Linked DNA regions of Homo sapiens: region 2 is linked to region 1. A link is a loop called in an ENCODE intact Hi-C map of the cell type or tissue named here. Cell type or tissue: GM12878. All regions are shown on one strand.

The links. Hi-C counts contacts between places; a loop is a spot of excess contacts. Peaks named below come from ENCODE experiments on the same cell type or tissue, not always from the same donor. Only the 100,000 strongest peaks of a DNase experiment are listed, where the experiment ranks them.
Region 2: a loop joins it to region 1, with 6 times the contacts of the local background. A loop is called at or near these places in 9 of 110 quality-filtered maps.

What each region holds. Positions count from the first base shown.
Region 1 is chr2:204,045,943-204,053,942 of GRCh38, forward strand. No RefSeq gene overlaps it. Among named protein-coding and RNA genes, the nearest start is that of ICOS, 110 kb to the left of the region's middle. In GM12878, no CTCF peak of the experiment used is centred here; DNase peaks (open chromatin) are centred at 403 and 3,996.
Region 2 is chr2:203,925,556-203,933,555 of GRCh38, forward strand. It overlaps LOC101927840 (a long non-coding RNA gene), which reads right to left. Exons shown (of 4, transcript XR_427213.4): 4 at 6,762-6,942. Among named protein-coding and RNA genes, the nearest start is that of ICOS, 7.2 kb to the right of the region's middle. In GM12878, no CTCF peak of the experiment used is centred here; no DNase peak of the experiment used is centred here.

The DNA of each region.
Region 1 (8,000 bases):
ATATGTTGCATTTCTGTGGGTTTATAACTCATAATTAAGGGCTACACTTTTTTTTCATATAAAATAGCTCTACTTCCCATTCTCAAGAACAGAAAAGGTACAAAGGACTTTTTTTTCTTTTTTTTTTTAAATTGACAAAGTCTCAGTGTGTTGTCCAGACTGGTCCTGAACTGGCTTCAAGTGATCCTCCTGCCTCTGCTTCCCAAAGTGCTGGGATTATAAGTGTGAGCCATCATGCCCAGCCAGTACAAAGAATTTTTAAAAAGAAAGGAGAATGCAAGTTTCAGTTAGCAAGAACAGGAACATAATCTCTGGTTTAAAAGGTAGACTCTCAAGAAGAGAGAGCCTTATGCAAATGAGTTTGCAGAAGAAAGGCTATTTTGGAAACATAACTGGCATCTGAATGTCTGTCTCTCCAGGTGGCCTGTTCCCTTGACATAAATCTACTTGCTTTGAGTAACTTGTCTTTTCATAGATAGCCTGAGAATTACTTTCTTTGGAAAAAGCCCTACATTAGATATTCCCCTGGGATAAGTTCTCCATAAAATTTAGTGCAATCTGATTGAGCACGCACTATGTGTTAGGAACGGTAAAAGGCACCTGACATACTTACTTCTATTGAATTAGCCCAACAACCTAATGAGATAGGTGCCACCAGCCTCATTTTTCAGAGTTCACATTACTTTACCAAGGTCAAAGTATTTGTAAGTGGTAGAATCAGGATTCAAACCAGGCCCCGCAGCTCTTAAGTTGGGACTTGGAAACTTCGTGGGACAGAGTGTCCTTACTCCTGGGCTATCCCATTTGGTGTGTCTCTAATCCCCATTAGAAGCAGCAGCTACTAACAACTAAACTCATCTGTTTTCCTTTTCTCCATTCGACTCCACTCCACTCAAACATATTTCTATATACCTTAAAACACTTTCTTTTATAAAAAGTTTAATATCAGGATATCCCTTCAGCCACTGCCTCATTGGAGGTCCCATGTGATCTTCCATAAATGTGATCTCTCCTGTGTGTGTGTGTGTGTGTGTGTGAGAGAGAGAGAGAGAGAGAAAGAGAGAGAGAGAGAGGCAGAGACAGACAGAGAGAGAAAGAGAGAGAGAATATCTACAGATGTAGGAGGTGTAGTAGATTTAGACACACACATATTCATATACAGAGAACTTGTGATGTCCAGCTCTTGCCTGCTTAACATTGTCTTTATACATATGCTGTAGATTAGCAGTTCCCAACCTTTTTGGTGTCAGGGACCGGTTTCCTGGAAGACAGGTTTTCCACAGCCATTGGGTTGGGGGAGGTGGAAGGGGCTGGCTTGGGATGAAACTGTTCCACCTCAGATCATCAGGCATTAGATTCTGATGAGGAATGCTCAGCCTAGATCCCTCACATGCTCAGTTCACAATAAGGTTCGCACTACTATGAGAATCTAATGCCGCTGGCCAATCGGAAAGGAGGTGGAGCTTAGGAGGTAATGCTGATCACCTCCTGCTGTGCCGTCCAGTTCCAACAGGCCACTGACCAGTACTGGTCCATGGGCCAGGGGTTGGGGACCCCTGCTATAGATTACCAGCCCCCTCAAGTCCCTGAGCTAATGAGAAGAGCCTCTTATTCTTCTCCCCAGAGCTCTCTCTGGTTGGCACACTCCCTGTACACCATCTTGCCTTCTGCTCACCTTTTCCTCCTCTGTGCTCTACCTCTAGACACAATGCACTCAAGACCTGGCATGTCTGCTACCTTGCTCAGCACCTTGCAGAGAATCTGTCCATGCAACTCTTGCCTTTCTGCCCCAGAGTTTGGGAGGGAGCCTGAAGCTAAGGAGGAAATACCGGAGTGCTCTCCGGAGCAAATAAGAATCATTTTTTGGTCTCATCTCTCTCTCTCTCTTTTTTTTTTTTTTTTTGGAGACAGGGTCTCGTTCTGTCGCCCAGGCTGGAATGCAGTGGTGTCATTGTTCACTGCAGCCCCGACTCCCCAGGCTCAAGCGATCCTCCTGCCTCAGCCTCCCAAGTAGTTGGGATTACAGGCATGCGCCACCACACCAGGCTAATGTTTGTATTTTTTGTAGAGACCGGGTTTCATCATGTTGTCCGGGTTGGTCTTGAACTCCTGAGCTCAGGCAATCTGCCTGCCTTGCCCTCTTAAGGTGCTGGGATTATAAGCATGAGACACCACATCTGGTTTCATCTCATTCTTTAATTTCAGCAGTACTGAAGCTCAGTCTTGAACCCTAGTCAGCTTTGCTGGGGCTCCACCCATCAACATAATCTTATGAGGCCTCTTTCTCTCACATTGTGAATTTAATTCCAGTATCCTCCATGCCACCTACTGGGTCCTGCTTTATCTTTGATGGATCCTTCTTGAGCTAATGTGCTGTAGTCCAAGTGCTTTTGATTTTTCCACTATCCTAAAATTTGCCCCTACCACTAGATGAACATCTTGGATAGCAAAGCAAATTTGATATTAACATTAGTAGTTAATGTTTAATGAGCTTCTGTTCTAAGCATTTTACATCTATTATCTTAAAGTCCATACAACCTTATGTGGTAGGCTCTATTACTATCCCAATTATTTCATATTTTAATAATTATAATTACCCTAATATTTTATATTAATTTATTTAATCATTTGACAAATATTTGTTGAACACCTACTGTTTGAGGCATTGGGGAGACAGCAGTGAACAAACCATATAAAGTTCCTACTCTCATGGAGATTACCATATAGTAATGGGATATAGACAGTTAACAAATAAACATGTATATATCATATGGAGTGCCAGGAAGTACAAAGAGAGGAGATGGAGCCTGCTGGGGGAACAGGTGATGTCTTATTTAGGAGAGTTGGGGAACCCTCCCTCTCTAATAAGGTGACATCTGAGCAGAACTTTGAAGGAAGTGAGTTAGGATTGTAAATATTTAAAGAGGGTTCAAGGCAGAGGGAAGGGCTTCCTTGGTTTGTTCCAGGAATAGCAAGATGGCAGTGTGGCTGGAGTAGAACGAGTCCAAGGGATAAAGGGAGGAGTTGAGGTTACAGAAGTAGGAGGGGTCATCTGGTAGGGTCTTGTAGGTCACGGTGAGGATTTGGGGTTTGACTCTGAGTGAGATGATAAGTCATTGGGAAGAAAAAAAGAAAGTCAATGGGGCTGTTGGAGTAGGAGCCTTAGGATTAGAAAGAACACGCTAGATGTTCTGAGGAGTAGGGACTGTTAGGGGACAAGGGTAGGAAAGGAGGGACCATATGGGAGGTTACTGTAATAGTCCAGGTAAGAGAGGGTGGGGACTAGGGTGGTGGACATAGGAGTGTTTGGAAGTGGTCAGATGGGAGATGTATTTGTAAGGCTGATCCAATAGGATTTAGCTGGCATCATGGATGTGGGATGTGGCTCATGCCTGTAATCCTAGCACTTTGGGAGGCCAAGGCAGTCGGATTGCCTGAGGTCAGGAGTCTGAGCAGCCTGGGCAACATGGTGAAACCCCGTTTCTACTAAAATACGAAAAATTAGCCAGGCATGGCGGTGTGCACCTGTAATCCCAGCTACTCAGGAGGCTGAGAGAGGAGAATCACTTGAACCCAGGAGGTGCAGGTTGCAGTGAGCCGAGATCTCGCCACTGCACTCCAGCCTGGGTGACAGAGCGAGACTCCATCTCAAAAAAAAAAAAAAAAAGAAAGATGCATCAAGAATGACTCCAAGAGGCTTTTGGTGGAAGGAAATTTCCTTTTACTGAGTTGTGGGAGACTGGGTGAAGACCAAATTTAGGTAGGGGTTGGGAGGAATTGGAAATAAAGAGTTTAATTTGGGGCATGTTAACTTTGACATGTAGGTGGAATTGCTGAGTAGGCAGCTGGATATATGAGTCTGGAACCAAGACACAGAGTTTACATAACTTACCTAAGGTCACACAGCTAGTAGTAGGAGGGTGAGATATGAACCTAGGCCATCTAGTCATTGTGGTCTTGCTCTTAACTATTAACCACATCCTGCATCAGAACCCTCCACCTTCCTTTATGAAATGTTTTTGTGTTGTTGGGGACACTTCTTATGGGTCAGCCCTGTATTTTACCCCATTCCTGCAGTCCATGTGGTCTCAGTTTTCCTGCTTCTCATTGTGGGTTTACTGTTGAGATCAGTTTACCTTCTAAAAATGAGTAGGATGCTCTAATAATGGCTATATGCTGGAAAGAAAAAATTGTTACAGAAAAATGAAAATATCTCTTCTTCTACTCTTAGACCCTGGCTCAATTTGGCAGATCTGCAATAAGTACAATGAAGAAACAAAGGAATCTCTTAGGAAGTCACTGACTGACATTGACACCTTCCTTCTGCATTGCCTTAAAATTCTGTGTAATTGTATTTCTTCAATCCTGTTTTATTTGGGCTGAAATATGTAGTACAGAAGACAATAGTATTCATAAGAAATATTAAGAACAGTGATCATGCTGTTTGGGGAGATAACCTTAGTGCTTACTTTTATGCCATATATCCACTGTGATAAAAATACTGTGAATAGTGCTGTTACTAGCATATAACTATTTATACAGAAGATATTTAATAAACGAGTGACTCTTTCTTATGCTTTCCTATAACAGTGCTTAAAACTCAATTTTCCTGGAGCTATTTTATCAAAGAACAGAACACTAGAGTGGGCAGAGACTTTAGAGTTCTTCCAGCCCAGGACCTACATACATATTGTAGATGAGAAAACTGAGGACAGTTGGTGGCCAGGCTGGGAGAAGAGCCCAGACTCCCTAAGCCATAGCCCCACTATGCTGAGGGGAATATAGACTGTCTTTTGATTATTAGCTGGGCCTGCTGCTGGCCAGGCTTTGTTTCATGAATTCCTCTGTCTATTCCTTCACGAGGCTTAATGGCACTTCTGGATGTTCTTACCACCTCCACGCTGCTGAAACCTTGCCACATTCCCAAGCTGTGGCTTGTTTTGCAGCTGTTTCAAATGGGGATGCCATACTGAGAAGTAATACCTCTGAGCTGCCTTGTGCTTTTTCTCTGACCCGATCATGTGGACATCCCCCCTGGGTGTCCCAATCTGTGTAGTTTCAACGACCTGCTCTCCCAATCCATCCAGCTCATTATGTCCTAAGCATTCAGAGGCTCAGCTTCGTTTCAGTCCATCAAGAGTTTATGTTCTATGAGAGAGTTTGAGATCAACTTCATCCCTATTACGCTCACTGTGAAAAAGTGCCAGTGGAAATAAAAGAGCTCATACATCTAAATGATTTAAATTAAAGTAAAATAAAATTTTCCGTTCTTTTGAATTAGGCCATTAAAACTATAGCTTAGTCTAAGTACAGTATTAATGAGCAATATCGCAGGAGAGTATTAATTTTGCATTTCTTGACATAAAAATTTAAAACATGCAATTTTAGCTTTGCTTTAAGTAATATTTTGTATTCCCTTGACTTTTATTTGGAAACCCCAGAAATCAGGGTAAAAATGGGATAGTTCAAAATCAGATGCACTGAACTCATATGTAAGTACATGCTACCCTCTCATCTCCATGTTATATTGCAGACTTAAACCAGATATAGGATCATGTGGCATTTCATACCATCAAAGCACTAGTGGTAAAGGTTTATGTGAAATAGACCTTTAGACCTGTTGGTTTAATATATTCTGCATTTCTACCTTTAATAAAAGGATGTTCTAATAAAGATAGGCAAGGGTATAAAGATTGGGACCCCTAGTGGTTAGATGGATAGCTTATTTGCAGCCCAATGCTAATGGGGTAGCGATGTTGAGGCAATATGCCATCCATGCAGCTGGGGCCGCTCTTCTTGTCTTAAGTCATGTGTAAGCTTCAGGATCTAGGCTCTGCAGAAGTCGGAGAATCCCTGAGACTGTGGGAAGACTGTAGGTTACTCATTGGTGCAGGCGCTTTCAGAAGTCTCATAGTTTTCCTTTGGCTTTAGACACTACAAATCGCATCAAATCAGAGGTGTAGAATTATACGCTAGAGGGCTTTTCAGCCACCAGAGCAACCCTGTCCAGCAATTGCTATCTTGGAACAATGGCCATGTCCTTAATCAGGCAATCCAATTAGCCACACACAAATTATGAAGTCGATGTACCTAAAGCAATTTGTCTGCAAAAAATTTAAAACCTCCCTTAAGAATTTGCAATCAAGGAAAACCCTTTTCTCCTTCATTTTTTTTAATTGAAAGTTGGACACAGGACAGAATAAGGAAAACATTTCCAACGTTGAGTGTTGCCTAAGAGACTCTAAAGTATCAGCCAAAATTTTGTTTGAGTAAGTTGTGAGTGAGAGAGGAACACAGAGGGTAAGATTGGTGGTTTAATTGCATCATGTTCCTTAACAAGAGATGGCAAATATTGTATTTGATAAAAAAGACGATGTCTTATTTCCATTGTTATCTAGTCATGCAATGAAAGATTGCTTGTCATAGCCTGCAGCACTGTCAGTCACCCTCATTTTCCTGATCTTTGCAGCACTCAGCTTCTCTGAGAGTAAAAGAATAACTAGGAAGAAGCCTGCATGGCAGAGCATTTGTGCTTTCTTAGTTTTCCATTTAGTCCATGCACAATAACCATTTGTGTATTGTTCTTGACCAGGCACAAATCACCTTGTATTTAAAGATGTCTAAGAATTCTCAGGCCGGCCATGGTGGCTCATGCCTGTAATCCCAACACTTTGGGAGGCTGAGGCGGGCGGATCACGAGGTCAGGAGTTTGAGACCAGCCTGGCCAACATGGTGAAACCTCGTCTCTACTAAAAATATAAAAATTAGCTGGGAATAGTGGTGCACGTCTTTAATCCTAGCTACTGAGGAGGCTGAGGCAGGAGAATTGCTTGAACCCAGGAGACAGAGGTTGCAGTGAGCAGAGATCGCACCACTGCACTCCAGCCTGGGCAACAAAAGCGAGACTCTGTCTCGAAAAAAAGAATTATCTTGTACTCCAACTCTTTAATAAAAAGGAAATCTGCTGCCTGTCTTACAGGGTTTTCTTGCTAGATATAGTTTTAGAGATGGAAGAGAGTACCTAAAGTCAAATCCAAACTTCATTTCACACATGAAGATTCTGTGGCTCAGGAGGTAAAATGATGTGATTAAGATTATACACCCGGTCATTAGAAGACTAGGGATTAAGTTTCAGGGTGCCTGACTCCATGGCCTGTGCTTTAATACTGCTGTGAACCAAACTGGACAGGAAAATTGGTCAGGGATGAGGGCACAACTTCCAGGAGCCTGTATTTATAGTCACCTGTGCATAGAAATGAAAACATTTCTATTTATGTCTTCCTTATGCTGAGCATTCATAGATCCTCAACAACAAAACCCTTATGAGAACTTTGGAATTTATTTTATAGTCAGATAAAGCATATAAATATGAGATTTTTTATAGGTTAGACCCAGATTAATCAAGTCCAGCATTCTCTGTCTCTGTGGAATACACCACAAATCACCACAGCTCCTCTTAATCATTTATGAATCTCTTATACATAGATTTTTTGAAATTAACTTTACTCTTGCTATATAAAGTATAACTGTCTTTTGCTGTACCTAAATATGCCCCTTGCAAATTCAGTCTGTGTCTCCTAGTACCCTAGAATTTAAGGCACATATCAGTTTTCAACTTATCCACTACCACATTTACAGATTGAAGGTCCTAATATTTAAGTCTTTATGCAGTGGCCTCTCATTGCCAAATCGGCGTGACTGTCCTATTCTGAGCTATTTCTAGCTCCACTTTTCAAAGGCTGGGGAAAGTAAAACCAAGTGAAATGATGGCTTTTCCAAGTTCTGCTGAAAGTCACTGGCAAAGCCAAGAGCGAAGGCTTCTGATTCTCAATTAATTTCCAACTCCTAGTCACAAATGTCCTATTGTAAAAAATGTCCTTTTTGTTTGCTTGGCAATTTGCTAGTAAAGGAATCCAAGACAAAAATCCAAATGTCAATAACCTCAGTATTCAATGGCAGAGGTACAACTTCTGATGTGAATGGAAATTCATTTTGGGATA
Region 2 (8,000 bases), 120 kb before region 1:
TGTATGTAGAAAATATTTCTTTATGTTCTTTCATTTATTAATGTGAATTTTATAATTTAACTTTTTAATTTATATGCAGTTAATTTTGATGTAGAGTGTAAGGTATAGATCTAAATACATCTTTTTTAAACTAGCTACCCAAATGCTTTGTCATCATTTATTAAATAACTCTTCTTTTCTAGCTGATGTGAAATGCTATTTTTGGTAGATACTAGAATTCACTTGCTCAAATTCCACTCTAACATCCAAGTGAGCCTTCCTATATTATAGTGGCTGAAAATTTGAAAATGAGCTTTCCTGGGGTTCCTTGCAGCTATGTTTCAGATGTAATTTTGTTTCCACCAATCAGATGTGCCGATACCTCACTTGCTTTTGAAACTGCATTAATGGCAGACAAGTGATAGACATCTATTTTTCTAGCACAAATGGTCACAGCAGGATAGTCTTATAGCCAGTCGATTTGAGACATGGCAGCCTCTAACAATGGTCATGGCAGCTTTTATTATTATGATAAAAACCATGTAAGTCTGGGGGCTGGGAGTTATTTCTAGAAGCTAAGCCCAAGAATCTGCTTCTCCAGCCCTTCCAAATATTTTGTAATATCTGGTAACAAATCCTTTTCTGGTTAAACTAGAGAGAATGGTTTCTGTTATCTGCAACTGAACCCCATCCAGTGTAATGATGGTATCAAACATTAAATTTTTATATACACAAATACCTAGTTCTGGATATATAGTCTATTCTGTTGAATTGTCTATCTTTATTCCAGTCTAACATGATTGAATTATTATAACTTTATAATATGGTTTAATGTGTGGCAGTCCTAGTAATTGTCTTTACTCTTTTTTACTAAAAAAAGTTTTCTTTTGGATGAACTTTAATTTCACTCTGACAATTCTCACTCGACCTGTGCTCCTTGGAGATTTTGATTCAGTATGCTATATGAAGAAACTGCTCATCCCCTGGGCTGGAGGTCCAGTTTGGGTTTACAGTGTCTTGATAGTAAATCTAGTGTACCTGTCATAAAATAATTCTAAAGACTTAAGATGGGGGTTGGGATAATAGAGTGTGATATTAATTTTCATGGCTTTATAACCACATCTACCAAAACTGTTTTTATTTTTTATATCAAATGACTTATTAAGAGGTAAAATAAGAAAGGTCTGGACACTTCAGTGCATCTCTAATTTGGGAAATGATCAATGGTCAACAGAGGGGAGACTGTGTCTAGTAGTTTTTACAATTGTATTCATTAGGCACAGGAAAATGTAAACTCAGAGAGTCTAAGATAGAACCAAGCCTCCAGGATAAACTTCAGCAAGCCTAACCCCTTTGTTTCTCTTTTTCTTTCTAGACACTTGTAACAGCACTAATCTAGAAGTGAGTACATATGAGTTCTGGTCCTGGCTTAGCTAATTTGGGCAAACCGTTTAACTTCTTTGAGACTTAGGTTTCCATTCTAACAAGGTGTAGGTGATAATATCCATTTTGTGCAAGGTCATTGGTTTTTACCGTATAACGTGTGTAGGTGTTACACACACTGTACCATCCCATACAAATGTGAGTTAATGTATTTTCTGTCTTTATTATCTCTTTTACCTGCCTTAATCACCAAGACATTGTGATCTGTCACTCCATCTTCTCCATTAAACTCTTCAACCATTTCTATTTTTTTTGGACAATTACTTATCTCAGTCATCATTTCTTATAATTCCCTGTCTAACCCTAAATGTCTGTGAGATCCTTGCCCCTCTTCTCAAGTGGTTCAACACTTAAGAATGGGGACAATTTTATTTTTATTTTTATTTTTATTTTTATTTTTTTGAGATGGAGTCTCTCGCTCTGTCGCTCAGGCTGGAGTGCAGTGATGCAATCTTGGTTCACTGCAACCTCTGCCTCCCAGATTCAAGAGATTCTCCTGCCTCAGCCTCCCGAGTAACTGGGATTACAGGCACTCGCCACCGTGCCTGGATAATTTTTGTATTTTTAGTAGAGACAGGTTTCCCCATGTTGTCCAGGCTGGTCTCAAACTCCTGACCTCAAGTGATCCACCTGCCTTGGTCTCCCAAAGTGCTGTAATTACAGGCATGAGCCACCACGCCCAGCTGGGACAATTCTTGTTATATGTTAATTTCTTAAAACCACCAAAGTCTATTCAATATATGATATAGTGATTAAGAAATAAAGGTGTACATTGATAAAAAGTATGAAGTTTCACATATGCACATTCTTATAGCACTCATAATGGCATCTGTTAAATCTTCATCTAACTTTTAAAATAAAATGGCTTGTAAAAGCTATGAATTACTAAGCTGTGGGATGCTTTTGGGATCTCAAGTAGTAATGTGGAAGTCTAGGCACTCAGCACTGTATGGAATCAAAATTCCAGTGGAATATGGAGAGCAGAAAGATTGGGCAGGGAGAACTTGTGAAAATTTAAACATGATTTTCAGGTTCATTTGGCAAAAAAAATTAGGTGACAATGGATATTTTTAAAAAAACACCACCAACAAGGGCATTGCCTGGCCATAATTTATTGAGTTATTTTAACACTTTCATTCTTTGTGCTTTAGGTATTCTGCTTCCTCATACTTAAGGTAATTTTGTAAAACTTTATGGAAGAAAAAACAATGACACACACTCACACATAGAATATTTGTTTATTGCTGTTATAATAAATTAATAAAAAACCCAAGAAACCTAAAACCATTCTCTCTAGTTTAACCAGAAAAAGATTTGTTGCCAGATATTACAAAATATTTGGAAGGGCTGGAGAAGCAGATTATTGGGCTTAGCTTCTAGAAATAACTCCCAGCCCCCAGACTTACATGGTTTTTATCATAAAAATAAAAGCTGCCATGACCATTGTTAGAGGCTGCCATGACCATTGTTAGAGGCTGCCATGTCTCAAATCAACTGGCTATAAGACTATCCTGCTGTGACCATTTGTGCTAGCAAAATAGATGTCTACCACTTGTCTGCCATTAATGCAGTTCCAAAAGCAAGTGAGGTATTGGCACATCTGATTGGTGGAAACAAAATTACATCTGAATTTTGTTTGCTGAATTGCTACATGGGCATAGGAGAAGGTTTTGAAAGTGCAGAAAACATAAAGGAAAAATAATCATTAGTTATACTTAGCATATTAATTAGCAAATTAACATTCTGGTGCCTATCCTTTCCCTTTTTCTATATATTGTTTTTGTATATTTTTCTTTATAGATTTTTATATAAAATTTTTAAACATTAAGCTTATATATATGTTGTACATATAGCTTGCTTTTTTCATTTACTGTATCATGAACATTTTTTCATGATTTCACAAAATCCTTGGCTTGTACATCTGGTGATTACACTTTTAACAGTGTTGGACTCTGCTGGAGGTGATTTTTTTCCCTTCTTGGTCTGAGAGATGAGCAGTTATTTTTCTTTTTGAAAAGAGAAAGCCAATTTTCAGTTTATACCAGTAGGTGTCATCCATTCACACAAAGCATAACCCAAGAAACCTAATATAATTTGACTTAATCTCTATAATTTCTACCAAATTCCAGTGTAGTGTTCCAGCCTATCTAAGCTCCTTGGGTGAAGGCCATTTAGGCTTTCAGTTGGATTTGGAGAAGAGGTTATTTTTGCCATTTAAGGTGCTTCCAAAGAAAAGAAAAAAGACAGCAGTTTTGAAATGGAATGCATTGCATAGTTTGAAGTTATCATTTTATATCCTAAAAATACATCAATTACTGGGAAGAGGTTATTAAAATCTTAAAATCTTACTCTGAACAGCCACTCAAAGAAGACCAATGTTACTATTTTCATGATTTTTCTGAAAGAGGGTAACCAGTCTTAATCCTGAGTACAAAAATTTGGGATGAGTCCAAACATAATACAATATTTCAAAAATATCAATGATGATTAAAGAGTCATGAAAATTTAAAATAATAATAACTATATTTTTGGCATTATGTACTTTTTTTTTTTTTTTTTTTTTGAGATGGAGTCTCGCTCTGTCACCCAGGCTGGAGTGCAGTGGCACGATCTCGGCTCACTGCAAGCTCCGCCTCCCGGGTTCATGCCATTCTCCTGCTTCAGCCTCCCAAGTAGCTGGGACTACAGGCGCCCACCATCACACCCGGCTAATTTTTTGTATTTTTAGTAGAGACGGGGTTTCACCGTGTTAGCCAGGATGATCTCGATCTCCTGACCTCGTGATCCGCCTGCCTTGGCCTCCCAAAGTGTTGGGATTGCAGGCGTGAGCCACCGCGCCCGGCCTATGTAATAGTTTTTAAGAGCTTTCATATACATTACCTTTTGGTCCTCACAAGGATCCTCTGTGATTACAAATGAGTGAACTTTCGCTCAGAGAGGTTAGGCATCTTTCTCAAGACCACACAGTTGGTAAGTGACAGAGTCAGGTCTAAAACAAAGGTCTTTGAATTTTATGTGCATATATATATATATGTATGTATGTACTGCCAATTGAGTGTCATCCTTTAAAGCAGAAGTTAAAAATGAATAGTCCATGGGCCAAACTGGATCTTTAGATATGTTTTGTTTGCTTCCTATAATGTTGGCTCATGGTGTATTTTAAACTTTTTGAATAAGCTCCAAAATTTAAAAATGGGGATGTTTCCCACAAAGACTAGAATTTCATGTGTCTTTGGAAAAAATCAGAAGAGATGGTTACACTGGATTCATATTCCCTAGCGGCAATGTACAGCTGAAGCTGTGTGTGTGTGTGTGTGTGTGTGTGTGTGTATGTGTGTGATTCTAGCTGGTTATAAACTGTAGAGAAGCAACGTGGCATGGTTTGGCTGTGCCCCACGCAAATCTCATCTTGAACTGTAATCTCCTTAATCCCATGGGTCATAGGAGGGACCAAGTGGGAGATAATTGAATCGTGGGGGCAGTTTCCCTTATGCTGTTCTCACGATAGTGAGTGAATTCTCATGAGATCTGATGGTCTTATAAGCCCACCTCATGGATATGAGACATGGAATCAAAGGAGATCATTTCAGAACTTTAAGGTTTAGTGACTGCCCTATTGGATTTCGGACTTGCATGGGGCCTGTAGCCCCTTCATTTTGGCCAATTTCTCCCATTTGGAATGCGTGTATTTACCCAATGCATGTACCTCCTGTATTCGTCTGTTCTCACATTGCTACTAAAGACATTCCTGAGACTGCGTAATTTATAAAGGAAAGAGGTTTAATGGACTCACAGTTCCACATGGCTGGGAAGGCCTCACAATCGTGGCGGAAGGCAAAGGAGAAGTGAAGGCATGTCTTACATGGTGGCAGGAGGGCTTGTGCAGGGGAACTCCTATTTATAAAACCATCAGATCTCATGAGACTTATTCACTACCATGAGAACAGTATGGGGGAAACCACCCCCACAATTCAGTTATCTCCACCTGGCCCTGCCCTTGACACATGGGAATTATTACAATTCAAGGTGAGATTTGGGTGGGTACACAGCCAAACCATACCACTCCCATTGTATGTAGGAAGTAAGTAACTTGCTTTTGACTTTACAGGCTCATAGGTGGAAGGGACTTGCCTTGTTTCAGATGCGACTTTGGACTTGGACTTTTGGGTTAATGCTGGAATGAGCTAAGACTTTGGGGGACTGTTGGGAAGACATGATGGTGTTTTGAAATGTAAGGACATGAGATTTGGGAGGGGCCAGGGGCAGGTTTGGCTGTATGGTTTGGCTGTATCCCCACCCAAATCTCATCTTGAATTGTAATCCCCAGAATCCCCATGTGTCATGGGAAAGACGTGATGGGAGGTAATTGAATCATGAGGGTGGTTTCCCCCACGTTGTTCTCATGATAGTGAGTGAGTTCTCATGAGATCTGATGGTTTTATAAGCATCTGGCATTTCCCTTGCTGGCACTCATTCTCTCTGCTGCTGCCCTATGAAGAGGTGCCTTCTGCCATGAGTGTAAGTTTCCTTAGACCTCCCAAGCCATGCGGAACTGTGTGTCAAGTAAATGTCTTATCTTTGTAAATTACTCAGTCTCAGGTATTTCTTCATAGCAGTGTGAGAACAGATGAATACAGAACTGTAGAATGGTAACTCAGGAGCCAAAGACAGAACTAAGGGAGCCTGAACTCTGCAGAGGCTGGAAGGAATGGGATCCAGAGAGGTGCCTTACTTATGTTTTGAGGAATATACTATCATTGGAATGAAGGCCAACATGAATAAGTGGCAGTATATTTGTTAAAAATATCAATCATACCATTTGGCAGTCACATCTCATGCTGATTTTTTTCACCCCTCATGGAAATATATAATCAGTTTTCTGGGCTTTATGGATTAATTAATAACTTTAAATGAGAAAATATTTGGCTGTCAAAATGGAATATACTTTTGTTTTATGATTAGAGATGGGCAAGTGATGAGAGATGAATCAGGATGATGAATTATATATTTATTCAATTAATTTCAATGTGAAATACAAACATGTTTTGATAATTTTCTGCTCTCACATTATGATTCAGAGTGAAAAATTGTCATTGGTGAGCATTCCCAAGGTCATATGGTTCCTCCAAAAGTCAAGGATTCTTCAAACACTTGTTCATTCAATAAATAGTTGTGGAGCATTGCAAACATACTTGCAAAGAAGGCATCTTTAGGCTGAGGCGGGCAGATCACAAGGTCAAGAGATCGAGACTATCCTGGCCAACATGGTGAAACCCCGTCTCTACTAAAAATACAGAAATTAGCTGGGCATGATGGCATGCACCTGTAGCCCCAGCTACTCGGGAGGCTGAGGCAGGAGAATCGCTTGAACTCGGGAGGTGGAGGTTGCAGCGAGCTGAGAGGTTGCCACCGCAGTCCAGCGTGGTGACAGAGTGAGACTCCGTCTCAAACAAACAGTAACAAAAAAACCCGAAGACATCTTCAGTTCTTGTTCTGATGTTTCTCACAGTTTAGTAGAAGCTGTTGGAAAGCAAACAGGCCATTACAGTGGTATAATTGTTACAATTGTTACAGGTAGCTAGACAAGCATGAGCTGGGCAGGAGAGGGCTCTTCCCCCACTCATAGGAATGCTGGGTGATGGTTTGGCAATTATCACATTGCCTCTCTAAAAGTGATAAATTGGCAGCTGGTGCCAGGGAGAGGTCATTTCCTGATGGTCCACACCTGTTGCACTAAAGTGTTAATTGAATGCGGGTACCAGGTAGAAGCAACTTCCTGGGCCTGCGCATTAAGAGACAAAATGGCCTCTGGAGGCACACCACCAGAAAAGGGAAGAAAGCCTCAGATGAGCACACGTACAGTTTCCTAAACACACTGCATGTGCTCACCTCCTAAGGGTAAGGAGGGCACTGCACATGCGGGCAGCCCACCCTAAGGGAAGAATCCTGTGAAAGAGGCCAGCCTATAAAGTCCTAAAATCAAGGTTAAACACCACACTTGACCTTGGGCCTCTTCCAAGCACATGCTCCTTTTTTCTGTTCTAAAGCTTTTTAAAATAAACTTCTATTCCTGCTCTGAAACTTGCCTCGGTCTGTATTTCTGCCTTATGCTTCTCAGTCAAATTCTTTGTTCTGAAGAGGCAAGAAATGAGGTTGCTGCAGACCTGTACAGATTTTCTGCTGGTAACTAAGATACCTTCCACCGATAACATAATGATTTCTAGGATGGGGGACACAGAGGAGCATTGGGAGGTTGCAGAAAAGCCACTAAATGGACACTAGTTATGGGGGTGGTTGGGAGTGAATGACATTGGTTTGATGTCTTTGATGAATCGATGGGTATGGAAGCAAAGGCCTGAAGAATGGTGGAATATCTGCCAAAGAAGGTAGGCTAGAGTGGTGAGGAGGGGAAGCACAGACAAAATGATGGCTCCTGGCAGTAGAAGGAAGAGTTAGTTTGGGGAATTTGGAGAACTTCATGTCATTCAACGTGATGGAAACATTTGGTACAGAAGGAAGAAAGAACAAATGTGGCAAGAGATGAGGCCGAACTGGGGAAGGAGTTGCCCTTCATAAGG